Regions from separate parts of the Homo sapiens genome. Here all the other regions are linked to region 1. A link is a loop called in an ENCODE intact Hi-C map of the cell type or tissue named here. Cell type or tissue: PC-3. All regions are shown on one strand. Region 1 overlaps ARB2A (ARB2 cotranscriptional regulator A). Region 2 has its middle 12 kb from the start of MIR2277. Region 3 overlaps ARB2A (ARB2 cotranscriptional regulator A). Region 4 holds the start of MIR2277 (microRNA 2277).

Region 1 (8,000 bases):
TCTGCCAGATAAAGAAATTAAAAGCTAAAATTTCTACATCAAAAGAAATGAAAAAAGGTTTTAATCTACTACACTAGTGGCCCTAATTTGGTGTAATAAATGTAAGAAAGCTATAAAAATTGCAGTTAAAATATCATAAATACTAACCTTGCATTTCATAATAATGTTCTTTTTTTTGCTTCAAATGTCTTTTCTCCCTCTAAATTCTTTTATTGAAAAAAAGAACAATTTCTTTATCATTTGCTGTTAATTTCTATGAATTGTCTATCAAAAATATAATAGTGCACTTCAAAAAAGAGAATTCTGAATGGCGATGAAAGCTCATACAGAGAAAGAACACTGCACACCATGCTTATGATACCAAAGGATGCCTGTTGGCGTTCTGAATTTAAAATGTCTCTCTCTTAATTTTTTTTAAGCCCAGCATATGTACATGCTGTCTCAATGAATACTACCTAATGGGAACCCAACTCACTGTTAATGCTGCCTCAGCAACATTTCTGCACCTCAAGTCTTTGTGCCCTGTGTTTTCTGCTTATATAATATAAAAATCTTAAAATCAATATTGGTTACCAACATCATAATATTGCTGCAAAAATTTATCCTGCAATACCAATAATACTTTTAAAAGCATAAAATAATACTCTAATTTAATACTTCACATGAATTATTAACTAGTATGCTACCTTCTTCTAGATTTTATTTTACAAATAGATTATCATTGGATCACATTGGCACTAGCATATAAAAGTTTAAACCAACATTAGATGATAAAACCCCAAATTCCACAATATTGAATCCAACTGGCTTATGAAGAAATTATACGTCCTTATTCTCATTTTCTAAATGGTAACACTTTTAGAGATCTAGACCAATTGTTGCTGAAGTACAAAATAAGAACATGCCTTTCTGGTATTCTAAGGATATGTTTGCGTTTTAAAATATTTGACTCGGATTTTGTTGTGGTTGTTGTTAACATATGCAGATGTATTTAAGACAGCATCTGAAGACACTAAATCTTGAGAGCCATTTGTGAAATGAGATACAATAAAGTAATGAATTGGTGAGGAGTTAGTGTTAAAGTAGAAAACCTGGGGATTAAAATTCTACAAGATGGAAAAATACAGAGTTGTTAGAGGGACTACTAGAGGAAAATATCTGTAGTCTGTCTTTCTGGCTGACGTTTCATACAGTGGAAGTGATAACACGCAATTTATCATCACATCACACTGTCACATTATAATCCAATATGATACTCTCTTACACTGTTATAGCATTTTACACTTTAAAAATCACTTTCATATTTTATTATTACAGGTGAGGAATGGCCAAATTCCAGAAGATCTTACTGAAGAGCGGTTTACAAATTAACCCAGTAGCAAAGAATTTCCAATATTTGACTGTTTAGGATTAGTAGAATTGTGAATAAGTGAATATGTTAACAGTCTAACTTTTTGGACTATTTACCTCTGTTCCATCCTTGCTGCAGCCTAATTTAGTAGTCCTGGAACTACTTGCAACTGCCATTTCTGTCCAGACCCTCTGCTTCTTGCATTTATTAGTCTGGGTCACAGTCCCCCCTTACTTCTTCCACTGTGAATGAGTACTGATGAAAAATACTGGAGACAGGCAATGGTGCAGGGAGACAGAATCAGGTTTGCTTAAGAGACAGACCTTAGATGAAATATAGCCAAAGCAAGGAATGAGTAGAAGCACAGCTGGGCAGGAAAAAACCTTCTATAATATGGTCTATAACAGAAGACCATAATAGTCTGGAAAACCCTCTCTGAAAGGGAGGAAAGCCATATCATCAAAGTCCTTCTATATAACAATCTAAGGTGGACATGGCAGTATTTAATTAGGATCCATTGATATTAAACAACTTGAAATTCCTTGTAAAATGCTTTCTACATGGGCATATGAATATTTTTTTGAGGAGAAGATCTTTAACTTTGAGATTCTCAAAGGAATCTTAGTCTGTAAAAAAGATAAGACCATGTGATCTAAATGTCTCCATATATTCTTGAATTATGAAATATCCAGTAAGAGATCCCTTTGAATAATTACACTTAAGGTCAACATCCATACCATTTTTGTTATAATATCTTCAGTGTGGTATCAAGTGTTGGATAGAAGTGATGACAAATTTTGATACCTCGGACATCAACATCCTAAAGTTCCATGGCTTAATAGGATATACATTGTAAAGTTACAATTAAAATATTGCTTTTGTCTGTGTATAATATTTATTTTAATCTGAATAGCAGTTTCCAAATTTCAAAATAAAATACAAATTAATTCTCATTTTACTCTCAAATAATATGGAAATGTAGGCAAAACTTGTTTATTTTCCCTATTTGTGGATAAGTAAACTGAGACAGTTTAAGAAACCAGTTAAAGGCCACCCAGACACAAAGTGATAAAACTGTGACTTGACCTTGGATATATGTCATGTTCTTTCATCTGTATTACACGAGGTCTACTTCTCAGTAATACATAACACTCTTACATAAATAAACTCATTTGATTAATTCCCTTTTCATATATACAGCATTTCATTCACTTGGACATTTTTTTAAATGGTAAAAAGATCCAGATCAGTAAGGAATGTTGAAATTCTAAAATTCATGCCAAGATAGAAATCAGCCAGGAGGAGAAACTGACAATAGCACTTTAAAATTATTACAGTTCTAAAATAAATAATGTCTAGGGTAAGAGGGAAAATTAGATATTCCTATAAATCATATTGATGATTTCAGCATTAACAAAAAAATGTGGCCCTGTTACCTGATAGTTTTGTTTCCTTAATTCTACCCATTTATCCACTCATAGTGTTTTCACTTGAGCTTAAACATAATTAATCTGTTCTTTCCTTCACTATGTGGCATGCTCCTAGTCTGGCAAAAGTTTAAGCTACTAAATATCAAGTACAGTACTTTGAACAGATTAAAAGCATATGCCATCTGTATGCAAGTTCATATTACTATTAACATTGTTGATGGGGCTGAAATTGAGGGGGGGAAATCCTGTTTATCATTATTTTTTCTTGCAGAGTAAGAGTTAAAAAATTAACTAACAGTGACAAGACGGATGAGTTCGTCTGAGTATAATAGGAGTATTCATTCGGTGAGATGAAGACCAGAGGACCAAAGGGAGGTGCGGGAGGGCCGGAGGCAGCAAGGCTACCTCTGCTCCCTTCCGTGTGCAGTGCAGGCCTTCCACAGGGCTGCTACCATTTCCCTCCAGAAATCCTGCAGACCTTTTCTGTCCACCTAATTTACCGCACCATGCTTTCTCTAAGGTCCTCAAATGATGTACCTGCCTACTGTCTTCACAGATACCTGGCCAAATTCAAATGCTTCATGTCATCCTAAGCATTCTTCAATTTCCTTTTTGTGCTTAAAAACTGTTTTAGCATTTCTCTGGATTTCATTTCTTCCAGAACTCCACCATAAATGACTTTCCGCAAAGGAAAACACAAAGATTCCTTTACTTCTGCCAAATTGAATTATGATTTAATTTAACTTATACTGAATTAAGGTAGAGAGATGCCTTAATTTACTTTGAAGGCAGGGAGATGTTGATGTTATAGGGATGCTCTGCCATGAAGTCTTTGGCATATCTCTAATCCAGGGCCTTGGGTTATGGGAATTGTAAATCCAACTCAATTCAATCTCCCAACCTAAAGGAGAAAGAAACTCTAAATTGGGATGGCTTCACCCTAACCTAAAAGAAGCTGATGCATAATTTCATTTTCCTGTATTTGTAGCCTGGCAGCCATGACACTCAGAATAATTACTTCTTATATTTTAAAGTCCAAGGGAATTCCTAAAAGAGCCAGTGTGGGTTGGGGTAGGGATGTATATATGTGCGTGCAGACCCATAGCTATGTTTGGATATATCACATGTTTCAAATGTGTTTTTGAAAAAATATTTTAAAGTCTTCTATCAGCAAAAGCCATTACTTTCTTTTTAAATTATGACATGTGTTACACATATGTACTGTGAGGGTTACAGCATGTGAATTACTTGTACAGGAAATAATATTCTGAAAAGAAAATCAGATAACACATATTTGCATCAGATTAGGATCTGACACTACTGTACGTTTATAAATCCAAGGATCATTACTACCGTATGAGCATGAATGAATCATCACTCCGGTTAATAGCAGAGTTGAGGTTTGAGATGCCTTTAAAAAAAATACATGTATATAAATAGATTAGCTCCCTCTAGAGCTCCTTTAGTTAAAATTTCAGATTAAGTTGTTTCAAAGGCTTGAAAAGTATAAAATGCTGGTACCTTTTCATAATTTCATTAAGCAGATCATAATTGCATTCAGTGCTTCTACTTCAGTGCAGTTTTTATGTGGTTTAATAAACTAAAATATTTTATCACAAACCTCTCCTATCACTTTACACTTCTGCCTGCATATTCTCCATTTCATGGTACTCTGTCCTGTGCTATCCAAGCCCACCTGGTTACAAGTGTGCCCTGTAGATGACTTATCAGTCAACTCTGGGTTTGGCAGTCTTTTCTGTTAAGGTCAGAGACTACTTTGTATTATTTTTCCTGAAGATTCTTTTGGACAAGTCTATCCCAACAGAATGCTACTAAGAGAACAAATACCATCTTTGGTGTAACACTAAAACCTTGATTCTGTTATCTTAGGCACTAGCACCTCTAGTGATTATAATGAAATACACACACTTCAGTAGATAAAATGTGAAGACCAAACTGCCCAGCAGGAAATTCAGATGAGTATGACATTCAACTCTCCTGTTACCTGCAGTTCACACCTCTAATCTGCATTCACAATTTCTATTTTGAAAGTAGAAGCTTCGGAAGTTAAGTGCAATAGTTAAATTCAAGGACGGTGGAGTCAGATTCCCTGGGTTCAAGTCCATGCTCTGCCACTTCTAGTAATGATACTTTGAGTAAATTATTTTTCTGTACTTCAGCTTTATCAGGTGAATGTCATGGGAGATGACAAATCCCCGTAAGTCATAGGATTATTTTGAGTACTAAATGAACAAACTGAAAAGCAACTAGCAGAGGACATGGCACACAGTACATAATTATAATAGGTCATCCCACAAAAATATGCCATGTAAACTACTCCGAATCTTTAAAAAGTGCATTATCCTCACTCATACAGAGGAAGCTAATAGAAGTTTAGTTTATAAATGCACTTAATGACAAATATTACTTTAAAAAAGGCACAGGCCTGCAAAGAAAACATGTACGAAGGGCTGCTTTTTCCTTTGATTACATGGTGCAAGACTTCTATAACTGCATGACTAAGAAGTACTAAGATCTGATGATTGTGTGTATTTAAAATCCTGTCATCAGCACACTAGACCAGTCATACCACTATGCACTTGACAATGAAAACAGAATTGGTGAAGCAATACTGTGGTAGTTCTACTTTCCTCCCACCAGTGAACCCTTTCAGAATGGCTTGAGCTGGCAACAAAGCACGAAGCCATGGCTCAGCAGTGCCACGCTGGGGGAAAGAGTCCCTTTACCACCTTGTTTTCTACATAGAGGTAGTGTAACTGACTGTATTTAAAAAAAAAGATAATCACAGAGATACAGAGTATGTCCAGAGGAAGGCAGTATAGTGTTATAGTTAAAAGTATGCATAGGCTTTAGAATTAGACGTGCTTAGATTTTTATTTTTGGTTAATCTTTGTAAGAACACCCAAATGAGAATAATACCAGTAGTCTCTTCATAGGGCTGCTGAAGCATAAAGGAGAAAAGGCATGTAAGAAATCAATAATGTCAGCTATTATTATTACCTTGACATTCATCTCTAATTTCTAAAATGTAACCTTCCTTTTAGATGTGGTATCTATGTGCTCTTCAGTGACATCAAAATTCATACTGATAGGATACCAGTTTTGAAGTATCATACAGCTTCTACTCCCATCTCCACCCCTACTTCCCTGATTTTGTAAAGTGATTTGGTTTCGATTAAATATTGTAAAGGAAATAATCAAGTACAAATAAGATGACTATAGATTCCAGTTTGCCCAGAACAGTCTTGGCTTATGACTATTAAACTGGCATAATTAATAATAGAGTCTCCTTTCCCTGTTACAGTGCTCTGGCTTGAATGGGAAATAATTTGATCATCGTATATATAACACGATGTTGAATGCTACCCTGGCAAACAGGTAAGGCTTATAAAGTTTCCTTCTGTTCAATGCTTAGCAATTTCAGCATATACCCCAAACGTATAAACTGTCTAAAAATAACTATGTAGGAAAACACACAAGAGGTATTTCAAAAGGTTTCTAAGTTCAAAATTTAAGAGCAAGCCTTAGCACTGTGCTGAGCCCCTCACAGATGGACAAGCAGTCTCACACCCTGGTTAGGTAAACATGGCCAGCTGGATCTCCACTGTAGCAACAGGATAAGACAACATTCTCTTTTCCTGTGCTTTGAAGCCCTAGCTTCAATTCTTGCAATCTTTGTTTAATTTCAGGAAGGAAAAGGCTCTCCATAGGCAAGAACACCAAGGGATAGGGTATGTAAACTGAAACTTCTTGGGTCACATGCGTTTATGAAGACAAGTCTCCAGCCACCAGTTAGGGAAAGGCAAGTTATGATTTATTATTGCAGGCGGCCAGAAGAGAGCAGTAATAACTTCCTTTTCCTTTCCTGCCTAGACCATGCTGCCACGTGCAAGCTCCCTCAACAACAAAAAAAGCATGTGTAAGATAGGTTTAAAAGAAAAAGAAAAGGAAAAAAAAAAGCAAACATTAAGTGATTGACAATCTGGGAGTTGAGAAAGAAGACACATGCTCTACAAAATACGTGATGTGGTTGGGGGTGGGGAGGGGAAGGCGACTGTTTGAAAAACTTGCTTTACCAATCAAGAAAACAGCTAGTATCTATTATATAAGAGACAAGTTAATTGTAAGGAAAAAGTAAAAGGGGTCACTTGCATAATAAGAAAATAGTATAAGTGATCATCATGTTGACTTGTTTGATTAAAACATTTTATTATGTAATATGACTGACCAGAGTAGGCAAGATATTATAAAACACAGATTTGAAAATTACAATGAATATATGTGAAGTAGATACAGTATAAAAGTGTAAGTTAGGACTAAACATTGTCAAACCAAAAAACTAAGGCAGGCTCAGCGAAGAAGACATTGAAATGGTGACACAGTCTTAGATAGAAAAGTGAGAAAATTTACCAAAACTTTATGAAAAAAATTCTAGGTAATAGATTATAACTATAAAGCAGAGGAAGGCATGATTTCTGACCTCTGGGTAGAACTCATATTTTAGGAAAGAAGGCAGGTTAAGATACATTCCCTTTGTAGGGACATGGATGAAATTGGAAATCATCATTCTCAGTGAACTATCGCAAGAACAAAAAACCAAACACCAAAACCAAAAAACCAAACACGCATGTTCTCACTCATAGATGGGAATTGAACAATGAGAAAACATGGACACAGGAAGGGGAACATCACACTCTGGGGACTGTTGTGGGGTGGGGGGAGGGGGAGGGATAGCATTAGGAGATATACCTAATGCTAAATGACAAGTTAATGGGTGCAGCACACCAGCATGGCACATGTATACATATGTAACTAACCTGCACATTGTGCACCTGTACCCTAAAACTTAAAGTATAATAATAATAAAAAAATAAAAAAAAGATACATTCCACAGAGACCCTTCATATTCTGAGTATTTATATATAGATTATCTCATTAGATAGAACAATTCCTTTTTAAGTACACAGGTTGGTAGCTGAGGGATTATGTACCAGTTTTATGGATGAGGAAACTGATGCCTAGAGAGTAAGTGACCCACGCATACCACATTCACATAATTAGTGGTGGCATAGCTAGATTTTTTTATTTTTATTTTTAAGAGACAGGGTCTTGCTCTGTCACCCAAGCTGAAGTGCAGTGGTAGGATCACAGCTTACTGTAACTTTAAACTCCTGGGCTCAAGTGAACCTCTCGCCTCA
Region 2 (8,000 bases), 180 kb before region 1:
GAGAAGCCGCACCTCTCATCTCTCCGGCTCTTACTTGAAAAAGCACTTGGAAGAAACTGTGTGTGCGCTGGGAGGGCCGCGGGGTGGGCCGGGGCCGGCTGCGAGGCTGAGGGGGGCCGGCTGGTGGGTGGATGGGGAGGAGGTTGAAGAAACAGCCCCTTTCTGAGTGACAGGACCCCTTTTCAAAGGGCAAACAGAAAAAAAAAAGAAGAAGAAGAAGAAGAAGCTCCTAATATGAATAGGAGAATTTTCAATGTTTCGCAGTTACTCCACCTCCCCCCTTTTAAAGAGGGATATTTTTTCCTTTCCTTTTTTCCTATTTTTCTTTCTTTCCTTTCTGTCCTTACCCTCCCTTCCTTTCCTTCCTTCCCTCCCTCCCTCCCTCCCTCCGTTCCTTCCTTCCTTCCTTCTTTCCTTCCTTCCTTCCCTTTTCTTTCTTTCTCTCATTAGATTGGAATTGCGTGCACAAACGTGTTTTTATGTGTTTTCAGGAGAAAGAATGATTCATTAACTTTAAAAAATCTTCATGGGTTTGTCAGAATTATTGAAACATGTTATGGTGTTTTCGAGGACCCACTGACCAGAGTGGAAAGGCAACAGACGAGTCACGCTTTCAGACAGGGGGTTTTAAAGATGCTGGGTTTGTAGGGGCGAAAAAAGGGAATATCTTACGAAGTTCTCCCTCATTCCAATAACAAAACCTGTCACATCTTCACTTCTTACTAGAAAAGATAGTGTCCTCATTTCCTCATGTGAACAGCTCTAAAGTGATTACTGAATGTCTCTGTGAGAAATCAGGATGGGAGAGGAAAGCTCATCACATTCAGAGATTTTTTTTTAAGCCTGCCTTCATGTAATTTAACCTTAGAAACACTTTTATTATCCTCATTCTCAACCCCAGCTTTTTTTTTTTTAATTGGAGGGCCATGCCATATAGAGGAGAAAACCTTCTTTTAAAAAAGATTTAAACCCACAGTACCACTTGTTTGTTGTTGTTGTTGTTATCATGATTATGATGGTTATTATGTCGTCCCCTCCTTTTTGCACTTGATCTGATGAGAGAACTTTTTTTAAGAGTGTGAAATGAAGGACACAAAGACATATATCAATGAAAAGAAGAAAGTGGCCCTTTTAATGAGAACTAAAGAAAACCCAAATGTAGATGAAGTGTACCGTAAAAGCTGCTTCAAAGTCCATCTTAATTCCCTTGGGCTCAGTCATCACGAACGCGTGATAATTGGGAGTTCTGCACGGAGGTAAGGCCGCCATAGGGTGGGGAGTCCCGCAGATGCACCTCCCTGCCCTGTAATCCCAAATACATTTCAACCAAGAACTTGGAGATATTACAGAACCCAGATTTGGCTACTCCACCTTCAAACGCTACCTGCCCATTAAAGACATTTTGTTTTCTTCCAGAGCAACTGTGCTCACTAGGGGAGCATCATCCTCTGTCCCACCCCACCTCACCCCCCAGCAGGCTGATATAGGCTGGACAATATTGTAAGGTTTTGATCATTATTTTGTGATCAACTCTGTTTAATTTTCTATTTATTTTCGGACCTGAGCCTTTCTGGATCACAAAAGTCCCCACAAGTAACACAGCAATAAATCTGAACAAAAATAAGACAGATTTCCTTATCGATGTGTAATAAAGTTAAAGGACATTGTTTTGTCAGACAAGCGCTAAGTAGAAAATAAATCTCAGGGTCTGGGGAAACAAAACGGAGCGCTGCTGGCATGTGTGTAAATTTACTTTTAAAAGCAATAAATCAATGTTAAATTAAACAGCTGGGTACCCTGTCTAGGAGAAGGTTCCGTGTTTAAGAAGACCTTGATGGGAGAAATGTACTATTTAACAAGACACACACACACACACACACACACACACACACACACAAAGTTAAATTTTTATTGGCATCCGGAGGCAAGACTGCCCTGGGAACTTTTCTTCTGAACTTCAGAGAGGGAGAGGGAAATAAGAGAGAGCATGAATTGTGTCTACTGTCCATCCTCAGATCTTTACACATATTTTCAGGCATAAGGAGAAAAGGAGGTTTTGTAGAAATGTATTAGATGTGTTCTAAATTGTGGGTTAAACTATGAAGTCTCTCTTTATTGGCTTAGGTTTGTTGGGTGGGTTGTGATTTTTCTGAGATTTTTTTTTCCTGTAAGTTCTATGACCTGTGAGTGTGTTAAGCATACTCTTATCTCATGCTTCCTTTATTCTTAATGTGGTTGTTTTGCACAGCAAATAGCACAGTAGAAAAATCAAGAGGACTGTTATTTCATATCTATTGTGCTTGTGTTCATTAAGTAGCAAACCTGAGATTGGAGTAGCATTTGATATTCAACAGGAATATTTTAATATTTCATTTTCTAATTTTTTTGTTTTTGTTTTTGTTGTTATTTTACAAAACTTCACTTCACTGGGAAAAAAATTGTGTGTGGGACATGGAGATGAGGAGAGAACAATAGAAAAGCCTAGCTCTGGCTCTGTATTCTAAGAACAATGTGAATCAATGAGCTACTATAGAGGCAATATTCAATAGCAGGAAATTAAGAGTAGTTTAAGACTAGCATGTATATACACTGGATTATTTTCCAGCCTTAAAATGAAATTCCAGAAAGACTCTTTAGAAAGCACACATATTATTGAGATGAACTCTCTCAGTCTTTTGAATTCAGATGGACTGGTTTAAAAGAAAAATATGCGGTACCTGCCTCTACAGAAACCAGCAGATTATTCTTTACTTTCTTCACATTGAAATCCCAGAAGCTTTATTTTGTAGTTACATTGTTAGCCCAGTTCCAAAGAATATTCATATAATTAGGTAACATTATTCAAACTTTAAAATTATTTTTAAAAAGTGTTTCAACCCCACCCCCACCCCCTTCAAGCTACACACTAACAGGGTAGTTTTCTAGCTTTCTAGCTACCTTTGACTTTTCTTCAGCCAAAGAAAATATCAAAGACCCAGTTGCCTGGAGAAGAATAAAGTTACAGCATTTATATTTAGGAGGCAGCATTCCATTTCCATGACCATCAGTGGCTTGTTAAGTAAATATGTGTCTTATGCCACTCGGAGAGAGCTCAGATCGCCTGTCAGGAGGCGTCTGGGCAGCCTTGTAAACTCAGAGTGACTTCTCATATCGTGCTATGTTTTCCCAGCGATGCGCTTTCCTCTGCGCTGAAGCCCTGGGAATCATTTCAGCCCAAGGTGAGCCTTTCAGGCACTGCTCTTTGTCCCCATTTGGATAAGAAGGTGCAAAACTAGTTAGACACTAGGCTGATTTTGGGGAGGTGGTAGGAGGGGATGGAGAAGCGGCCTGTTCTAATTAAAGACAATAAGCAATCCTGCGAGGAGCTGTCCTTTAGCCTTGGCTGGAGGCAGAAACGGTCTGTCTCACCTCAGTTGTTAGGTTTATTTGAGCTGGTCGGTGAGGCGAAGAGCAGAAACTTGCAGGTAGCTCTGGGCTCAGGTGAGACTGGGTGGATGGTTAAATCACAGCAAGTGATCTCGAAGTCCCCCTTTACCTCCCCATCCCCTGTCCTTCTGTGCTCTGTGCTTGACTCAGGCATACTTTGATTCTAACTTTGCTTGCTAGATGGCGCTCGGTGTCTCAGGACTTTCTGTTTCAGAATTAAAGCGGCTTTTTAGCACCGTTGTTCTGAACTATTTGTGGGCATTTGATCAGTACAGTGCTGGTAATGTTATTATTGCCCTTGTTTTCGTCACACTTTTTCTCTTTTTGATTAAGGTATCGTCCAGGTGGGAGCTGCCCATCTTAATCCATATAATAATGAAATTCAGGGAAACTCTGCACCTAAATTTAGGGCACATGTGTGGTTCAATTACCTGTTCTGGTGCACTTAAAAAGGCACCTTAGTAACTTTCCTCCAAGAATGTGATTGAGGTTTTCAAGAGGACAACTCAGCAGGTCCAGATGGTGATTTACAATCGTCGAGGTTTCCCACTAGAGTCCACCACCCTCTCCCACCACTACTCCCCATTCTCACTCGAAGATGAATCAGGCTGATGTGGGGAACTTATTACTTTCATTTGTCATTATGAGATAGCATTAATTGATTGAAAAAGTATTATGATTTCTTTATAGCCCAAGTACTAAAAATTTATGTCTACAAAGAGATATATTTTAATATTAGTAATGAAAGTCACTACACAGCTTGTTTCACAAGAAGAATGATTTGTGGATTCTAATGTATATTTATTTCAATCACTAAATGATTCTTCTCAGATATTCAAAACACTTTTGGAGGGATTCCTTTGTGTTGAAGCACGAAGAGAGAAAATCAGTAGTTCTAAATTTCTGGTGGAAAAAATTAAGATAAGCCAAAAAGACCTGAATATTGTTTTGTCGAATGAAGATGTCATTTTCACAGCACCCACTGCTCTCATACCATTGTCTGTTTTTTAAAGAAAGGATTGCTGGTGAGGAAGGCAACGGTTGCAAATTAAAAATATCTCTTTATAACTTTAAACACTTTGACATGGGAGAGTTTAACTTGTTACTTGCTTTTAGGATTTGGAAACTAATTTGTATAGAAATGTTCTACCTTTGGGGGAAATTAACAACACACAGAGCTCGGTGGTTTGGAAACCTTTTGTCAAACCTTGGCTGCTTTGGTGAAGAACCCCGCAAAGACTCTCTCTAGGTGTTAGGCTGAAACTAGCAGGCGCTGAAAACCTAAAGCAGAAAATTTACAACTTGATCAGCCCCAGCCACACACCAAAAAACCTGCTACTGGTGCAAACATATGTTACAGATTAAGTTAAGCAAATGGCTCTCATTTTTTCAGGGTTGAAAGTTGATCATGAAAATTCAAATTTGAGTGCATTGTGCTTCTAATAGATCACTAGATCCTCAGATGCTTACAAATCCTCCCCAACCATTTACTCAAGAAATTTCATATATTTTATCACCTTCTTGAGATCCTAGCTTAGAATCTCATGCAAATTGACTCTAGTCGGGTATTATTTTCCAGGAACACATGTAGTTTTAAAAGTTGGCTAAGTTGAAAACTGGCTGTATTCTTCCTTCTAATGTTAAACTGCTAAATAGCTGAAGTGTAACTCAGTTGTTCTAATGCTTTCTCTGTTTCCTCGTATACCTACTAACTTTTAAAAGCAGAAATTAAACTGCAGAATTTATTTTAAAGTTTCATTTGCTGGAGAAGTAAGTGATTTTTTTCACAGCATGAGGCAAAATAAAGGAGTGTTACCAAAGCCTTTAATTATGTCAGGAAAGACTGAAATCATGGTATTTCTTTTAATGGGGATAACTATCTTTTGCAACCTCTCTGTGGTCATCCAGCCACCTCCCAATTAAATTATTTGAAGACCAGCGTGGCTACTAAAATGCCTGGTAAAGAAGTTTAGAATTAACTCCCCACTCTCCAAGGTAACTCCCTTGCAAGTTGCAGAGGATGGAGCCAGGCATCCGACACCTGGGGTCCCTTCTTCCGTAATCGCGGGAGTTTGAAATCATCCCCCTTTACCTCTCCACATTCGAATGATCATCCTGCAGATTTTAACCGATATTGTCATGTTGAAGTTTGGTGGTTATTGTTTACATCTCTCCTTTCCCCAAGGGGTCTTGGTAAACGTTTAAGAGATTATTGATTTCCAAGAAACCAAATAAAGAAGGCTGTTCTTTTATAACATATGAAATACACACTTTTCTTTAACTAAATAGGCAGTGTATACTTGACATTGACAAATGGGCAAGAGACAAGGAAACTTATTTTAAAAGACTTTGAAGGGGAAAAAAATGGATACAACAGCAGCAATCCTATGGAATAGTAGGGTTTTAATTGAAACAAACGCTGGATAATAAGGAAAAAAATAGTAATCTATGCTGTAAAATGGTTTAGAGTTTTCACCGAACACACACAGATGGCGAACAAACATCACTGAAGATGCTCCTCTCAGGGGGACCTGATCAGTATCCTCAATGTTCTGATTTATTATAAAGAAAATGAGTTTCCCATGCTTCTTTTCTTCACAGTTTTCTCTGGCAAAAGTGGTTCTGAAATTTCTACTCAGGTCTGGGAGTTTCTGACGTACTTACAATAATCCAGAAAAGTCATTCTGAAACTGGATTAGGAGCATACTTTTTTAAAAAAAGTAAGAAATTCTTGATTAATGAAATGCAGATCTTAACTACCCCTTTCCTCCAAGTCATAAAGGAAATCCCTTGTGAAAGAAAGCGATTCCCAAAACCCAGACTGAGAGAGTAAACCTTAGGCACCCAGAAGTTCAATAAGCGCTGTCCCTTCCACCCCAAATCTCCACAACTCCCCTAGCCCCGACAGAGGAAAACCTCACGTCCTTCTCTGCACCTGATTCCCTTTGCTTGCTCCTGAACTCCGGAAGGCTAGAACGAATTTATCCAAAGATGGAAGAAAGCTCAGCACCTGGAAGCTCCCCCAAAGGGTACTGGCCAAAGATATGCAAACATTATGTAGATATTTCAGTTGCGGGTTTAGATAGTGGGAGATGGATCCTAGTCTAGAATATTCGAGTCTTCAAGTCACTATTATTCAACAGGTCTTCGCTATGCTGCACACTTCAGATGCCAAACTGCATTAGCTAACGTGAGTTGTCCCCCGTTTTCGTAGGAGGGTCGTGTTGCTAGTTTAGTTTCCGGCATGGCCGAGTTTCTCTAGTAGCATGGATTTACCTTAGTATTTGGGCAAAATGACTCTTGAGATGGAAAAAATGACCAAACTACGGGAAAAAAATAATCTTTGAGGAGAATTCAGCAGTGACTTTGCAGACTAAGAAAAGACAAAAAGTTTGTGCAAGCAGTGCTATGAGAAAGCAGTGTGTTGATGATGGCTGTTTCGAGAAAACAAACTAAATTGTTAACCCGTGAAGGAGTTAATAAAATATTTGTATGTCTTATGGGACATAAAAATAAAGTGTTTTGAAGCTAAACTTTTGCTTTAGTTTACTGAAAATTTTCCTTGCAATACTATGGCAAATAGATAATAATTTATCCTGAAATGTATTGTAGTTCATGTTACTATACAGAAGCAGTTTTCAAATAAATTTATTGAGGGCATTTTATAGGCAAGAAACCCATTAACTTAAGATATTAGTGTTCTCTCCCTTTTCACTTATTCCTGACTCTTTCTAGCAAAGTTTGGATCAAGTTGGTTTGAAATTATTTTAGTACAATTGATATTTAATAGAAATTTGGTTTTGACCGTTTCACCTACTCTAAACCTAGTATTTTCGTCCCCAACAACGGTTCAAAAGAGTGGGTGACCAGAATGGGGTCCTGGTGGGAGGGAAGAGATTTCACTCAAAACCCAGCAAGTGAGAAGAGTTTCAATACAGCAAGGTGCAATTTGAAATTTACAAAAAACTAATCTTGTCTTAGGAGTGGCAACTTAAGTGTTGCTAGGGAGACCACGCAATGAAAAAGATACCACAGGGAAGTGATCTTCCTTTATTGTACTTTGCTTAACGCGACGGCAAAAAGAAGAGAGCCAAACAGGGAGAGGTGCCGAAAAGCACAGCTTGGACTTAAGGTCTGCAAGCAGGAGAAGAGGTGATGGGTATTGAGCCAGACGCGTCCCCTTTTTGGTGCTGTCAAGTAAGTTGCCGTCAGGCTCTTTAGCGCGCGGCGGGCCGGGCGCCCGCAGCGGAGCCGCCTCTCTCCGGGAGGTAATTAACCAGTGCCTGGGCGCACCCGAGCCAGTCCGACAGCTCCAGCCACTGGCAGAGCCGTGGGACCAAGGGCCGGACGGGTATGGACTTAGATCTTCTGGAATGCAGATCTCTCCAGACAGATTCAGAGCCCGGGAAGAATGTGCTCCCAGTACAGACCTCTTAAAGTGCAGTCATGTACAGCTTCTGCCAGCTATGGGTGGTGGTGAAAAGTTGGCCACAGAAAAGTCGGGGGTAAGGGGAAAGGGGAGGGAAGATCCCTGCCATAGAAATGACAAGAGTGGCGCTGCTTTCAGCTTAGAC
Region 3 (8,000 bases), 110 kb before region 1:
AGCTCTAAAAATAACAAAGTTTGAAAAGTGGTTTTTGGAAATCACATGATGCACAAAAGTTCATGTAAAAAAAATTAAAGATACAGATACTCAGCATTGAGTGACTCTCTGACTGTCTTAACAGTATACACAGATGAGACCAAGATTCCTATTCTGTCTCCCTCTGTTAAGGGCTGTAAAACTCAAGTGGGCTGACTTCAAGCTTCTCTGAACTTTGTAGGCAGCCAATATAAAAAACGCTGAGAAGGCGTAATCTGATCATAGCCGCTCAGGCAAGTGAGCAGGCGTGCTGCCACATTCTGCTGCCCACAAGCAGGGAAGCACGGCTGGAATCCCCACTAAGATCAAATTACAAAATAATCAAGCTTTGTGGCCAGGCAGGCACGAGAGGCTATTGTGAGGTCATGAGATACATCAGGGACTAGCCTGGACAAAACTGGGCAGTCAAAAATAACATTTTTGTATCCCACTTGCAGCATGGTTCTCTGCAAAAATAAACTGTTAATGATGTTCAGTTTTTTAATTCAGGAAAGGGCAAATGGCTCTCCCTGCGCAAGCTCCCACCAATTGAGCCTTATGCTTAGGGATAAGCAATTAAACCCTACACATCAAAGAAAAACTGAGCTGTCCAAAATGGAATTTAGCCAAGGAGAGACCAAACTGGGCCTTGGTCCCTGTCCTGGGGATCTCAGTGCTACTTCTACCTCTTACCCACTGTGTAGCCGAATGTTTATGTATATCAAAATAACAACAGAACAACTGAGTGGATACTGAGTGAGCATGATCGCAAAGCACATTGAAAATGCTTAAAAGACCCAAATGTGTTTTGAGAGGGTAGCACATCTTGGGTCAAGAGAGCCATTCCTAGAAATAATCCCATTATGCAAAAAAAGCAGCATATTCTTTGGGAAATTCACTGATAAGGGATGGCTCTAATATGGCACCAAATCCCAGACAATACTGTTTGTTATACAGAGAAGTGTTAACTTTTTTATATGGTTCCCAAAGCTGAACCTACTATAGAAATCGCATTTTAGTTCCTGAGAAGCTTCAACATGACTGTCTGTATCGTATCAAATGTAAAAGACAACAAAATTATAGAATTCAGTTATCCTTCCATCAGAAGAGATATATAAAATTCCAAGTGAAGATTTCTTAGGAAAATAGCAGGACACCTAAGGAACTACTGTTTGGTAAACTCTTGCTGGGGCAATCATAATCAAGGTGGGCAGAAGAAATATTTCAAAGACAACAAATAAACAAGCAAAAATCTAAATGTGGCCGAGTGCGGTGGCTCACGCCTGTAATCCCAGCACTCTGGGAGCCCGAGGTGGGTGGATCACTTGAGGTCAGGAGTTTAAGGCCAGTTTGGCCAACATGGTGAAACCCCGTCTTTATTAAAAATACAAAAATTAGCTGGGTGTGGTGGCAGGCGCCTGTAATCCCAGCTACTAGGGAGGCTGAGGCAGGAGAATCGCTTGAACCCAGAAGGCGGAGGTTGCAGTGAGCAGAGAGCGGGCCATTACACTCCAGCCTGGGTAACAGAGCAAGACTTCGTCTAAAAAAAAAAAAAGCAATATAACTGAGGTTTTTTCTAAACAAAAGTAATGAGCATACTAACAAGTTAATGGCAAGCCATTTTGTAAATATTACCAACAGGGACTTCAAAGAAACACTTTGAGATGGTCCCATGTGAACTGAGGATTGTGTGTTGGTTTTCACTTGTTTCCTGATACACAGATGAATTACCATCGGCAATGTTTTTCTTAGACATAAAAACCATATACCTATTTGCACACTACAAATTCAAAGAGTGCTTTTAACGTAAAAAGTGGAATATAAGTGACTATGAAGTTCATAACAATTTCTAAAAAATGAAAATAAAAGCATAAAGTAGTTGCTTTCTTTAGATAGGGAATCTTATAAGAGATATGAAATTCAACATCTACTGTACTTTAAGCCTATATCTTATTGATAATTTAAAATTATAATTAGTGTTCTTGGGACTGAATGCTACATAGAAAACTAAATATGCACATATGTATGAGATGTGAGATGCTGCTGCAGGAGAGAAATACCCTATTTTTAAAGCAAAAAAAAAAAATCTTAGTGAAGTCTATCCTTTCATTTATATGTCTCATGTAAATTACACATAATTTTAAATCTTCAACACGTCGAAAATGTCCAGGTCTCATGGCACTTCTTTATTATCTTCGATTTTTCACTTGGCCATGGCAATGGAGGCTTTCTAGAAATATTTAGGAATTAAAAATGATATACTTCAAATTGAACTAAGAAATGACCACTAGACAAAAATTAATTTTTATTTATATAATCTGGTTAAAAAATATATGATTTTTCTACTCTAAAGGCATTTTCTTATGCAGTAACACCACAAAAATAGCTTAAGTTTAAAATAGTGGATTTCCCATATGGTTAGTCCACAGCAAGATAAAGTTGTAAATGAGGGGACTATGTGAAGAAAACATAAAAAAGCCTTAAGGGCACATGCAAAAAATGTGATATTGCATGATTTACATACACAATTTTATGCCCCAAAATTCAAAGAGAAAAACTTAATATGTCATAACTTAAACTGTATTTCATATAAAGTATTCCTGATTACGTATTTAACTCAAAGATACATAACTCAATTTAGAGCATAATGTGGGAGAGGAGTTAGTAAGAATCTAACCTTTTGCATTTCTTGACTTTTTTGGGCTTGTGGTAATGTTGTATTTATAGAGATTCTACACTTTCAAATTTAAGTCTTGAAATGTCAAAAAAAATCCCAAAGCTGAGATCTCACAGAAGGTGATTTTTAACAGTCCTTAAAAGTAAAGACTTATGATCTTCTGACAACTGGAGCTTTCACATTTTAAGATTTAAAAATTTCAGTCCTAATATTACATAAGCATACACATCGACACACTTTCAAAGATTCCATCATCTTTGATAGGCCTGGAACGAAGAGGAAAATAAGAAAACAAAAAGTTGTGAGGTTCAGGAATACTGTTTAAGTATAAATATAAAGAAGTAAATACTTAAAAACTCTTGTGTATTTAAAGGTGGTCTCTTATAAGAATATATTTCCAATGTAAATCACAACATCTAGTTAATTTTTGATTATTTGTCATAATAAAAAATGGAGATTCCCCCAATATTTTAGAGTTATAACTAGAAGAAACAGAGTCTCAGAGAACTTAAGTGATTTGATCAAGATCATAATTGCTAGTTAGTTTTAGAGTTATGTCTGGAATATACCAAGTATCTTGTCTTCAAGTTTCTCCTCACTCTCATAGCTAAAATTTTCAACATAATTCTTGGAATTCATTTATTTTCAATGTATCCTGCTATCATCCATGTAATTACAGGTATGCCACAAACTGTTTAGTTTTCTCATCACTTTCAAGTCAACAAGTATTTTTCTACCACCTACTATCAGCCAGATTTAGAGATTACAATGATGGTAAGACAAAGGTTAATCTGATTATTGGGTATTTTATGGTCTCATGAGGGAAAGAGGATTGGCAAACAAGTATCATTAAAGGCACTACTTAATTTGACCAGAAAGGTGTCAAAGTCAAAGGTAACATTCGGTTTCTGATTACCAAGATTAAAGACAGGGTCTGGACTAAATGATGTCTCAGTACCTTTCTAATGAAGTTTTGAGTTTTATCTTTCCCTTTCTTCTATTGTTTCTTAGATAGATTTATAAATAAGTAGGTAATTGATAAGACCAAAATTTCCAGTAATTTCAGTGGAACACAGTGATATGTTTATGAATAGGTACACAATGAACAAAGCCTTTTATCTGCAAATAAGTTTGTGAAATTATGGATTTCTCTGGCACAGGCCTTTAATGTGTTAATGTGTAGTGTATCTCCAAGAAGAAGATTTTATATGTAATGTTTCCTTTTTTTTCCAGTCAAGAAAAAAAAATCCCCCAAATAGGTGCTTTTATTACTATTTTGAGCTCTCAGAATTACTATTCCCAGTTGTATAGTTTGGGAAACACGAGCTCCAGACTGTTGTAATATTCTAACTGGTCTTCTGAAACAACGCGTCCTACACATGCACTGGCAAGATAATCCCCCTAAAGAGTTGCTTTCATCAAATTTCCCTGTTCCAAAACCTCCAGTGACTCTATGTGGCCTATAAATTAAACTTAAAACTCTTTAGACTCTCTAGAGATACTGCTTGTAAATTTCTCTGTAACTTTTTCTCTCACAGTTTCCTTAAACTCCAGTCACAATGCTGCTGAGTTTACTGTCGTCTGCCTTAGTTCCCACCCACTACTTTTCTGTGCCTAGAATGCCTTCCCCTCTCCACAAAATTACCAGTTACTTCTCTGATAAAACCCAGTTTGGGCTCTATCTTCTCAACAAATTAGCACAGTATGCAAACTCTAAGCTACCTGAACCACATTTTGTAAAATTGTTATCTTTTTTATTGCTATTTTTCTTTTAAGTATATATTTTCTGCCCCTTGTGGCTACATTGCATAAGTTCACCGAGGCCAGGCACAAGCCTCGCATTCCAGAATTTAGAATATTCTTTTGTACTTAATAGTGTCATTTTAAATGATGACAATGACAAGACTACTGATGACAAAGTAAAAATAAGAAGAAAAGAGAGGAATCTAAACCAGGAGTCCAAATGGTCATTTACAAACCAAATACAGAGTGGTTTACAAAAATATTAACTAATTTTTCCAAATGTCAAATGGTAACTGCTCAGGCAAGAGCTTTCAATTTTGATTTCTGACATATCCTAAATGTAGAATATAAGTGAAATATTTGGTAAATATTGAAATTCCATTATTTAATGTTTTCTTCATTTAAATTCTCTTAAGTGGCTTCAGCTTATTTCACATAAAGAAATAGCTTTAATTCAAAATGAGATTTTTATCCCAATGCAGAAGGTTTAAATTAGGAGGATGATTCAGTAACAAATACTCTAAAATATTACCTGTTATAATTAATAAATTTGGCAAAACATCAAAGTACTAAATAGTTTGTCCCTTAATTTTAGGATACAGTCTAACTTAAAAAAAAAAAAAAAAAACATTTCTCACAAGCCATTTGATCTTGCCCACTGGAAAAAATGTGTGTGGCTTACTAATATTTGTCATTGCAATATTAGTCCTGAAATTTGGATAAAATTTAACTTCAGATAACACAAGGTCTTGGTGACTTCCCACCTTGTAAAAAGTCCCAGTTTTTAGATATAAAATTTCCCTGAATTTCTCTTTTTCTAGTAACTGAAAGAAAGGAACAGCTCTTGAATAAATTTTGATTAGGCAAAAAGTTTTTTTTTTTTTTTTACTTTATTAAAATACTGAGTTTTATTTCACATGTATATTTTTGTCTCCCCACCATTTCCATGTCTGACCACCGCTAGTACTATGTCCTATCATAACATTCCATACATACTTAAAACCAAGCAAAGGGTGGAGTTGATCTTTAAAAACTAAACAGGCATTTTGGACAACACATTCTTGGCAATAGAACCTGGACAACATTTATCAAACACGGTAGAGAAAGTTCTCACTCTGCATTATAAAAAGGACAGCCAGATATCAACTGTTAACAGAAATGAAATAAGACGGAAAATTTTTAACAAATTGTTTAAACTATTTTCTTAAAGAGACTTCCTCCACTGCCAGAGATCTTGAATAGCCTCTTGGTTAGTCATCCGGAAGCAATTCTTCACATAATTGATGAATTTGGCTTCCACTTTGGGAAGAGAACCACCTTTTTCTATACTTGCTTGCATTTTTGCTTTAATGTCTTCTACAGAACTAGGTCCTTTTGGTGTTTTAGGAGTTTTTTCCTGTTTTTTGAAGGATTCTTGTCCTTTTGATCTTGGTGTTGATGGTTTTGAGTCTTTTCCATTCTGATTTGACTTTTGTGCATTTTTGGCTGGAGTATCTCGTATAGATTTCTTCACTGGCGCTTTTTCTTCAGCTTCCTCATCATCAAAATCATCATCATCATCATCTTCATCATCATCCTCTTCATCATCATCGTCATCATCTTCATCAGCAGCAAGTTTTACTTTTTTCTGTGGAACCTTGCTACCACCTCCAGGGGCAGACCGCTTTCCAGATATACTTCAGAGTTTCACATCCTCCTCCTCTTCATCTTCTGACTCTGCATCTTCCTCCACAGCTACTAAGTGCTGTCCACTAATATGCACTGGCCCTGAACCACACTTCAACCTTAAGACCACTGGTGGTGTTATTTCAAAGCCCCCAAGGGAAACTGTTGGCTGTACAGACATTTTCAAAGTTGCCAGTGTTACTTTAATTGGACTGCCTTCGTAATTCATGGCCTCTGCTTCAACAATGTGCAGTTCATCCTTTGCACCAGCCCTAAACTGGCCGTTCTTAAGGATAACTGGCGCTCATTTTCATCATTATCCACCTTAAAGTGATCATCTTTGTCGGCCTTTAGTTCACAACCGAAAAGATAGTTCTGGGGCCTCAGGGGGCTCATGTCCATGTCCATCGAATCTTCCATCGGGTGGCGGCACGCACTTAGGTAGGAGAGAAGGCGGACGGAGATAAAACAACGCTGCTGCAGAGAACAGCCGCGCAGGACGGAATCACACCAGGCAAAAAGTTTTTTTTTTAAAGATATATATTTTGAACCAGAGATGAAAATGAATTCTTTTTAAGATGTAAAAATAACATTACCCTTTCTGAATATACAGTATGTATTTTTAAAGAAACTGTATTATATTTCAATAGTTTAGTAATTCTTGTCAATGTTATTAATTACTTTAATTATGTCTAGTACTTGCATTAATACGTGCATACTTTCTCCCTTTTTACAAAACCTCTATTAGAGGCTCTGGAAGGTGTAAGCCATGATAGCAATGACCGTGTCAAACTCTTTTTCTCTGTAACTCAGGGCCTAGGACTGTGCCTGGCACATAGCAGACACTTGATACATATTTGTTAAATAAATGGGTAGCTGGAACATATGCTCCATGAGGAAAATGAATGTATTTGCATGTTGTTAGTTAGGAATCTGGCCCTGGGAGTCAGAATTGCAGTGTTTGAGTCAGGCTGCATTATTTCCTAGCTGTGAGAGCTCTCTAAATCTATTCCCTCACTTGCAAAGTGGAATGATATTAGAATCTGACTCATATTGTTACGTGAGGATTAATCGACATAAATACCTGACACATGGGTAGCACTCAATACAGGCTAGCTGTTATTATCATTATCAACATCATCACTATCTTCTTCATTTTTCTTGTTTACTACTTATCTCCTGTTTTAAGCACATAACATATGCTCAATAAAAATTTGTTAAATAGAGAAATGAATCAATGAAGTGTAGCTTACCTGTATACACAAATATGTTTTGCTACCCTCAGTATACATTTTGTCAGGATTCAGACAAATAGTAAAAAATTTTAAAGCACAACTTAAAGTTAGTGTGATTGAGTTTTATTTATTTGAATCTGTTTTTAAGAGATCCAGTCACACAGTCCCTTGGAGAATAGAGTTCTTTTTATTTCCTTTTTGAATTTCTGGTATATGTAACACAGATGTTTGCATCATTTGTACTAAAAAACATCCTAGTTAGCAACCAAGTCACATAGGTAAAAATTAAAACAAATGACCACAGACTAAAGAGGGGGTAAACAGTGCCACTCTCATGATATTTAACTACTTTATCTTAACAAACCAGTTTGTAGCATTTATATTTGTTACAATATTGCTGTACGTTGAAGTGTTATAGTGAGGATCATTGCTTTTACACCTTCTAATTTAAAACTTCAGTTGAAATTGTGCAAGTAGCAACTAAAGAGTTATATTTCTGTAAAGTGCCTCATTGTGAGCAGACAACAGAAATAAGTCTCAGGTCATATGGCTCTGAGGTATTTAATTCATCAATGACTTACATCCTTTTAGATCTCATGTTTGTAATATTTCTCATCAGAAATGTCCTATATTAAAGAGTACTGATATGTTTTCTAATTTAT
Region 4 (8,000 bases), 170 kb before region 1:
TTCAAGTGTATTTTATAAAACAACAATTTAATTGATAGGTTGTTCAGATTTCCTTGCTAAGGAGATATTTTAGATATTAAAAACAACTGTCTTAGAAATGTTAGCTTTGTAAAAGGTGCAAGCCAAATAGTGACTCAACTAAAGTTAGGATATTACCTTACAGCAATACTAACAGAAATAAAAAGTAGCCAGAAGGTTTAAAATATTGACGGATGCTGTCTCATCCTTCCTTTTATGTTTTTGCTTTAAAAAATCTCTATGCAATTGGTGAATAAGCAAGAATTCTTCTGAGCAAGAATAATAACACCGCTGTTGTTGGGAAAATTGTTTTTATTTTAAAATGGAAATGGAAATATAATATACAGGAAAAGCTTGTGCTTTCCTTTTTTTTTTTTACTTCGCATAAACAATAATAATGCAATCCAGGTCAAAGCACGAGGCAGAAACTCGAGAAAAGAACAGTTATTAAAGGTACATGGTCTTCTTTTCAAATATCCATGAAAACATTTAACGACGGGATGGCTAGTACCTATAGAAAGCTCCAAAGCAATAATCTGGCCTTTAAGTTTCGACGGGACTATTTTGAATCTTAGATTTATCAGTCACTCCTTTCCCATTCTACTTGTTCTAAGAATTAAGTATATAATTAAAATAAAAAGGCCACATCCTGACTTTAAATCTCCACTCTCCTAAAAACCTGTTTGAGGAAACAAAAATGGGGAAGAAGATCAGAACAAAAATATTGTTAACACTGGCCGTCCTCATGCAGGTGGGCTACTACCAACGCTGGTTGTTACTCCAGGAAAATCGAGGTGAACATTATTACATTTATATCAACAAACCCATAATCAACAGGTTAAAAAATCCTACATTACAAAGAATCTGATCACTTATCAGTTGGTGGTCTGGAATAGTTTGCCTAGCTCCCTCTGGGCTGCTACAGCTCAGATTCACAAGTAGAAATTACATTTACACAACTTAAGTTTGCAAATAGCTCTCCATAAATAGTTAAACCAGGCCTAACCATCCAGTAGTTTTAAAGTATTAGAGGCAATTAAATAGTGATTTATTCTAGCTATAAGTAAAGGTTTAAAAAGAGGAGAGATGATTTCAGAGAAGGAATAGCAGTGATTTGGTTTATAAACAGCATATTTATTGTGCTCTAATTCAGGTGCAGAAGCTTCGCCAATTTAGCATTGCACAAGTGTTGGTTTTTTATAAATGCTATAAAATTGTTTCCTGTCAACATTTTCTTATACTGAAAACACAACACAATTTATAATACCTTGAAAAATATATTCAATTCACATCAATTCTTGAATCTCTCACTGGAAGGAATGTTTGTCCCTCAACTAAGATTCCGGAACACTGCTGAAGATACCATTATTTTACACAGTTCACCACTACTTCTAAAATAGTAATGATTGGATAAAAAGGGTCAATATCACAGACAAATGTGCTTGATGTTGTTGGGGTTTACTCATTTTAAGCCATCTGGTAGCTGAATAAAATGCCATTTTGATTTTTCCTCCTATATAGTTGATTTTGCTTAAGTAACACGAAAATATATGCATACCTGAGCACTGAAAAAACATCTTTAATTTGTCATCATTAAGACTATAGAACCAATGAATGTACTTGTATGTCAAACACAGCAATGAGATATTAACAGCTTTAAAACTTGTTGAAATCGGTTCATAATATAAAAACATTTAAGCACGAAGTGGTTGATTTTAAGTTACTTTTCTGAGGCATTAGACAGTTCGAAGTCATTTTGGGTACATTTTATCATGTCCTCAAATAAGGCAGGCATATTAATTGTTGCACACACTTTAAAAAAGGATGAAAACTATTAAATTTATGTTCTCATCTATTAGAAACAATCTTTACTAGGTAATTAAACTTTTCAAGTAATTAAAATATAATGTGAAATTTTAAGATTTTAATCTAAAAGTCAGCAAAACCTTAACATCTCCTGTATTTCACAGTGTTGGCCACATCTTAGCTGGATTAAAATAATTGTTCAAACTGTAGGGCTAAACCCTACAGAGGAAGCGGAGTGCTAAAAATTATACCATTGGACTGAGAGAAGAAATTCTTTCACACCAAGTCCTTCTCTTCTTGTTAAAGCAGAAAACTAAAAGGATAATTTTAGCCCCACTTAGCCTTTCAGAAGAAAAAGGCTGCAGAGCACAAAGGTTTCGTTTCCTGATGACAATAAAAAAATTCTCTCCCTAGAAGGGCCTAACTCCAGGAAAGCTCAGAATAGATCATTCTGGAAAGGATTAACAACAACCTTTCTCCACAGAGAGATTTAAAAAGCAAAACTTAAGTGTGTTATATCTAAATTACAATGCCACACAGTACACATTATGTGTTTAAAAAGTAAAGTCAATCCCAGTGATAACAGTTGGAAATTCCATTGAAAATGGGACCTTCACACCTACACTTAAAAGAGCTGCCCATCATTGTTTTGGTTTTAACAGTCTCTTCTGAAATCAGAGACTTGTGTAAACTCTCACAATTAGCTGGCAAAAGGATTTTCAGCAGTAATGCGGATTCAGTACTTTATAGATTTTTATGCAGAGTTGTTTTTTTTTCTGGTCCCGAAATGAAAACAGGGAGAGAACAATTTGCATTCCCCAAACTACATGGTACATCATGGCATTCAGGTTCTGAATTTGAAATCGGCTTTGGAGTGTGTGTGGAACTTCCTTAAAAAAAAAAAAAAAGAGGTGGGTAATAAGATGCCCTCAGGGAAAAACCTAGTGAAAATGGAAATCTGAAGTCTGGAATAGAAGTTTGCTCCAGTTGAGAGCGGGGAAAGATGGACATGATTAAGGAGGGGGAAGCAGCAGCGGCTCCGCTACGGCGGGCGCTAGGACCGCGCCGACGCCGCCGGACCCGCAGCGCCCGCGCGGTCTCCTTCAGGGCAATTAGAGCTTCGCCGGCCGAGCCAGGCAGGGCGCTGTCAGCCTTAATGTGAGCGCTGACTGGCAGCGCTCAGCCCGCGCTCAGCCCGCAGGAAGCACGACCAGTGAACCCATATTGCTTTGACAGTTGCACTCATCTAGAAATAATGCAAAACGCTATTTAGATGTATATATCACGACCCTGGGCTCTGGGAAGAAAACAATCTAATGAGGGGCTGGGAGTCCGCTCGACACAAGCAGTGAGGAGGCGTGCGGGTGGGTGCGCCAGGGCGGCCTCCCCCGTCGCGCTCGCTCCTCTTACAGCTCTTCGTGCTTGATGCGGTGGGAGCGGCGCGTCACAGCCGGCTTCAGGGAGCTGGTCTTGGCCTCTGAGGCTTCGGTAAAGAATTTGAAAATAGACGGAAAGCTCTTCCAGGAAGTTAGCTCGTGACGGTCGGTGCCTGCAAAGAACAACACATTCGGTTACCAGGTGGCCACGCGGGGCCAGGCGCGGTGAGGGCGGCGAGGGCCAGGCCGAGCCCCGGCTCCCGACCACCCGGTCCCGCCCCTCCCCGCCCCTCCCGCCTGCGCCCCGCCTCAGCCGCCCGCGCCCCGCCCCTCAGCCAGGACCCCCGCCCCCTCGCGGGCGCGGGCCAGCCGACTCCCAGGGCACAACTAGGGCTGCGGGGTCACTTGCCCCCTGGCTCAGAGGAACTCAGACTTCGCTATCCGCGGCGTCTAGGCGTCTCCGGCCTCAGTCCCCATCCCTCTCCCAACGCGGGGACGCGGCCCGGATCTGTCCCGGGGTCGTCCGAGGCGCGGCTGGCCGCCCGAGGCCTCCGCCTCTCCGGGCCAATGGAAGCGCTGGGCGGGAAGGGCCACTCCCTCTCCCTCCGGGAAACCACCCACTCCCGAGACTCGGCGCGCGCGGGGATTGGTTTCCCCTGCGTGCGGGATCGCACAGCGCCTGTTTCCTTGCTTCCCAAGGGGGTGGTGTGGAGGGGAAGGGGGAATGATTTTTCTTGCGTCTCCCGGAAGCTGTGCTGTTAGACACAATTACCTCAGCTAGGTCACTGAGACCAAATCATACGGGACGCTTAATGAAGGACCGCATTCAAAAGGGATTACGCCTTGAAGTGTCCTGGCGGGCGACATTTTTACAGATTTTAAGGGGCAAATTTAGAACAGCTAAAAAAAAGGTTTCAAAGCCGTGACTACTAAAAGAGCATCTAGGCCTCCCATTTTATCAGGAGGAATTCAACTTAGAAAATGCAGGTTAGTTGTCAATTTATGGGGTTACTTTATTTTACTACGGCTTCTCTCTGTGGTTTCGATGTAATACTAATGTACAGCATGTTTTCAAATCAAATCGACCTTCAGTTTAACACAGGCAGCGGATAACACGGATGCAAGCATAAGAACAGATGAGGAAATACATTTAGCTATTTTTGACTCCCTGTGATGGCTTATGTAGCATTTTACCAGTGGCTTCATAAATGAGCACTTTTTAAAATTAAAAATTAAAATAATTACAGACTTCCACAGAAATAATGAGTGAATAGCTTTTAAACAGTTGAAATCTCTTCCTAGATCACTCAATTATGCAGAGAGATACCGCTTGGAAGTCTCCGGATTCAGGGCCTCAGTCTGATACTTTAACATTGTTAATGATAATTCTTTAGTCTGTAATAGTAGGTCATTGCTATGGTTACTCTACAATGGTGCAACACTTTGCTTTCCCCTTCAGCTATTCGCTGAGACCTGGTAACCACATTTGTTGCCTAGCAACAGTTTTGTGACAGTATCACAATCTAGGAGTTACAACAATAAGGATGCTATGGCTGCTGTCGGCCAGAGAGCAGAAAGCTACAGTCTGTGCCTGACTTAGCTGTGGGAGCTGGCCCTACTAGAGAACCCCTCTCTCTTTATCAGTGCCCTCCCAAGGATTCTCTCTATCCTCCTTTCCTCTGCAGACTGGCCTCATGAACTTGAATTTGAAACTAAGACCCAGTATTAAAGTCATATCCCCCAACTCAGACTAAAAATGAGGTCATTTTATTTGCTTACTCATTTTGGGCAAAATTCATTGTTACTCAATAGGAAGGAGGGATGAGTGTAGGTTTATCTTGTTAAATCCTAAAGTGCTAGGTGGATTTTGACAATTCTTCATAGAATTCTTGGGGGAAAATTATATATATATGCCTGCTTGCATCAATAGGTGTTATAATACATAACATCTAGATATTATTATATTTTTACTGATTTATTCAAATGACAATCTTAAAGGATTCTTTTGAATTTGGAGGCATTTATATTTTCCAAACCTAACTGAGCAGTTCTACATATGCTCAGACATACCTGCTTTAAATGATATTTGCGGGTAGATCTAGGAGGACCAGTTTCTGGATAGGGTTATCAAATGTGTGTCTCTATTCTATAGTGTTTGCAACCCTAGTTTCACTTCAGTAATAACTACACAGTTGCACTTATAATGGTAGGACATTTTAAAATCAATTGTAATTCATTTTGAAAGACCATTCTCAGATGCATACTACGTGGCAACACCCACCCCCAAATACAATAAGCCAAAAAAAAAAAAAAAGGTGTTAATTGTCTCTTTTCGTAACCATTTCCCAAGCTTACAGCCACATTTGGCATTTCCTCCATAGTGATCACACTTACACCTACTAGTGTTACTAAGGCTATGATCAATTTGTAAGCTTTCTCAGGGAATTCCCCTCATAATTCCTCCCACCCCTTGAAACCAATTCAATCTATGAATCTAGAGGGACCTAAGGAGTCAACGGTCTGAAGCAATTTTAACTCCTTTATTTCTTCTTTACGGGTAACAATCCTTCTGAAGGATGAACAGATTTCCCTGGTGATAAAATCACTACAAAAGCTTTTTAGTTTTAGCTTTTGATGACTCTCTGCTTGATTAGTCCTGGACTGAAAAGACCAGAGTCCCTGAGATAACTGAATACTTGTACTGGCTCTCAACATTTACTCTTGTAATTTAAGAGTATAAATAATGAGAATGTGTGCTTCTGTCAGACGAAGGGAAATTGCTAGGAGTAAAGGTAATAAGGTAGGTTAGCAACTGAATTACAGAGAATGGGGTGGAAGGGAGAGAATTCTCCCTAAACTAAGGAATGATAACATGAATATGTAATATAAAAATGTCTTTTCTAAATTTTTGGAAGTAGATTTTAAATGATTTTTAGAATACCATTCAGAAGTTGAATAATTACATGTCTAACTTGGACTGCATATATACATTTCAAGAATATGTTTGGAGACCATTTTCAAAAATTTAGGTCCAAAGTTCAGTGAAAATATTTACAGATGAATATGAAACTCTATCCATGACAATGTTCAGTGAATGGAAACTTTTGAGAGCAGGTTTCTAGTACTTAAAAAATACATCACTTTAGGGGACATTAAGTGGGATGCTTTTTATTACATCAGTACAGAAACACTAGACCATTACATTATTTGTTCATAAAAGGATATAAAAGGTAGAAGTTTAGGTCAATCAAAAAAGCAGCCATTTATTAATAAAATGCAATGATGTAGAAATCACAGGGAAACTAGTTTATTTAGCACTAACCTTGTCATTTGAAGGGGAAAAACATGGTTTTATGGTTAAGGTCTAGTCTTTTCACTACCACCACTTTACCCTTATCAGAAGTCTCTACTTTTCAAACCAATAATTTTCCTAATTTAGAGAGTTTCACAAAATATAAGGAGTAAAATGTTTTTCCACATTAAATATCTGCCAAGTTCTCAAGGAATGATTTTGGTATCATTTAGGAGTGGCAGGCTTGGTCTAACTGGATAATTCACCTTTGGAGTGAATTCAGTTTCCTAGTCTATAACATCAATTCAGTATAAAAGTAAAATGTAAAGGATCACAGCACTTCATTACAAAAAAATACCTTTGCTCAGTTTCAATCAGTGGTTCTTAATGGAGATGATAATGGCCTCTGGAGGCATTTTGGAAATTTGCAGGGATATTTTCGATGGTCAAGATGATTGGAAGGTGTTATTGGTATTTATTGGGAGAAGGACAGGGATAGTGGATATCCTGTAATTTGCAAGGCAGTACAGAATTGTTCTGCATCCCACATGATTTTCAAATGTTCAGCAGCTATTCATGTAGTTGAAAACCTGTTTATAATTATATGGATTAGAATTTAAATATGTTTTACAGATAATCTTAAAATACTTTTTGCATGATTTTAATATATACTGAATTTTCCAGGAATACAACTACCGTGTAAATCGAAAGGGTCATGCATTTTATGTTTTTCAGAGTCTTACCAAGAGTGGTTTACCCTATGAAAAAAATATCATAACTGATGGCACCATGCCCATGGTACTTGAGGTGCCAATAAGCATACCTGTATCAGCCCGCATCTGTAGCTGTCAAATTCATGATGATTCCATGCATAGGACCAAGTATCTGACTACTTTATTATGTCTTCTCATGTAGGTTTGCCTGAGCACTTTAAATATTGAAATCCATATTATTTTATTATGAATTACTTTTATTCCTTCTACATGTTAACTAGAGCATTACAAAGATTAACAATCTCGTAAGTAGGTAGATTATGTTATCTGTAGAATTTATTTCAGGACAGTAAAAGCACGGCATAATATTTGTTATAATAGTAGCTAATCAAAGGTCAGCTTAAATAAAAATGAATAATTATTTCTTACTATATTAGAGATTAATTCTTCCAATAATCTGAACCCTACTCTAGCTATCTCTCTTATCCTTGTACAGAGCAGAAAATACCTATTTTTCATTTTTCTTATGTTTCTTCCACAAATGCCATTTGTCAATGATGTTATTCATTGTGAAGTGACTAAAAGGCAGGGGATCGTCCAATGAAAATACTACCCTGAATATCCTTGACTTATCACTTGTTTTAAAAAATGAACTGTAGCAAATTTTAAAGGAGTGAAAATAGCAAAAGTGGTGAAAAAGATTAGAAACTCTAAGAATCAAGAATGAGACTATAAATCATATGAGAAAGATCAAATTGCTAAAATGTGTCATTTGTTTTCCCAAAAGACTACATA

The links. Peaks named below come from ENCODE experiments on the same cell type or tissue, not always from the same donor. Only the 100,000 strongest peaks of a DNase experiment are listed, where the experiment ranks them.
Region 2: a loop joins it to region 1, with 3 times the contacts of the local background. A loop is called at or near these places in 21 of 110 quality-filtered maps.
Region 3: it touches region 1 in a loop (2.4-fold over the local background); 2 of 110 quality-filtered maps call a loop at or near these places.
Region 4: it touches region 1 in a loop (4-fold over the local background); 10 of 110 quality-filtered maps call a loop at or near these places.

What each region holds. Positions count from the first base shown.
Region 1 is chr5:93,785,191-93,793,190 of GRCh38, forward strand. The region is part of intron 8 of ARB2A (ARB2 cotranscriptional regulator A); the gene reads right to left. Among named protein-coding and RNA genes, the nearest start is that of POU5F2, 48 kb to the left of the region's middle. In PC-3, CTCF peaks have their summits at 4,288, 4,501 and 5,572; DNase peaks (open chromatin) are centred at 4,151 and 5,381; H3K27ac peaks cover 1,031 bases.
Region 2 is chr5:93,604,392-93,612,391 of GRCh38, forward strand. No RefSeq gene overlaps it. Among named protein-coding and RNA genes, the nearest start is that of MIR2277, 12 kb to the right of the region's middle. RefSeq lists a silencer at 3,432-3,726. In PC-3, a CTCF peak has its summit at 3,607; DNase peaks (open chromatin) are centred at 3,090 and 3,610; H3K4me3 peaks cover 2,267 bases; H3K27ac peaks cover 1,090 bases; H3K27me3 peaks cover 2,380 bases.
Region 3 is chr5:93,677,195-93,685,194 of GRCh38, forward strand. All of the region lies in intron 10 of ARB2A (ARB2 cotranscriptional regulator A), which reads right to left. It also overlaps the pseudogene NPM1P27. Among named protein-coding and RNA genes, the nearest start is that of POU5F2, 60 kb to the right of the region's middle. In PC-3, CTCF peaks have their summits at 4,492 and 4,696; a DNase peak (open chromatin) is centred at 337.
Region 4 is chr5:93,617,757-93,625,756 of GRCh38, forward strand. It overlaps ARB2A (ARB2 cotranscriptional regulator A), which reads right to left. Exons shown (of 11, transcript NM_032042.6): 11 at 1-3,373. The coding sequence ends at 3,231. It overlaps MIR2277 (microRNA 2277), which reads right to left and starts at 3,032; the gene lies at 2,940-3,032. LOC124901028 (a long non-coding RNA gene) reads left to right here and starts at 3,926. Exons shown (of 3, transcript XR_007058874.1): 1 at 3,926-4,187. RefSeq lists an enhancer at 378-1,186 and a silencer at 3,541-3,590. In PC-3, a CTCF peak has its summit at 3,011; no DNase peak of the experiment used is centred here; H3K4me3 peaks cover 2,031 bases; H3K27ac peaks cover 343 bases.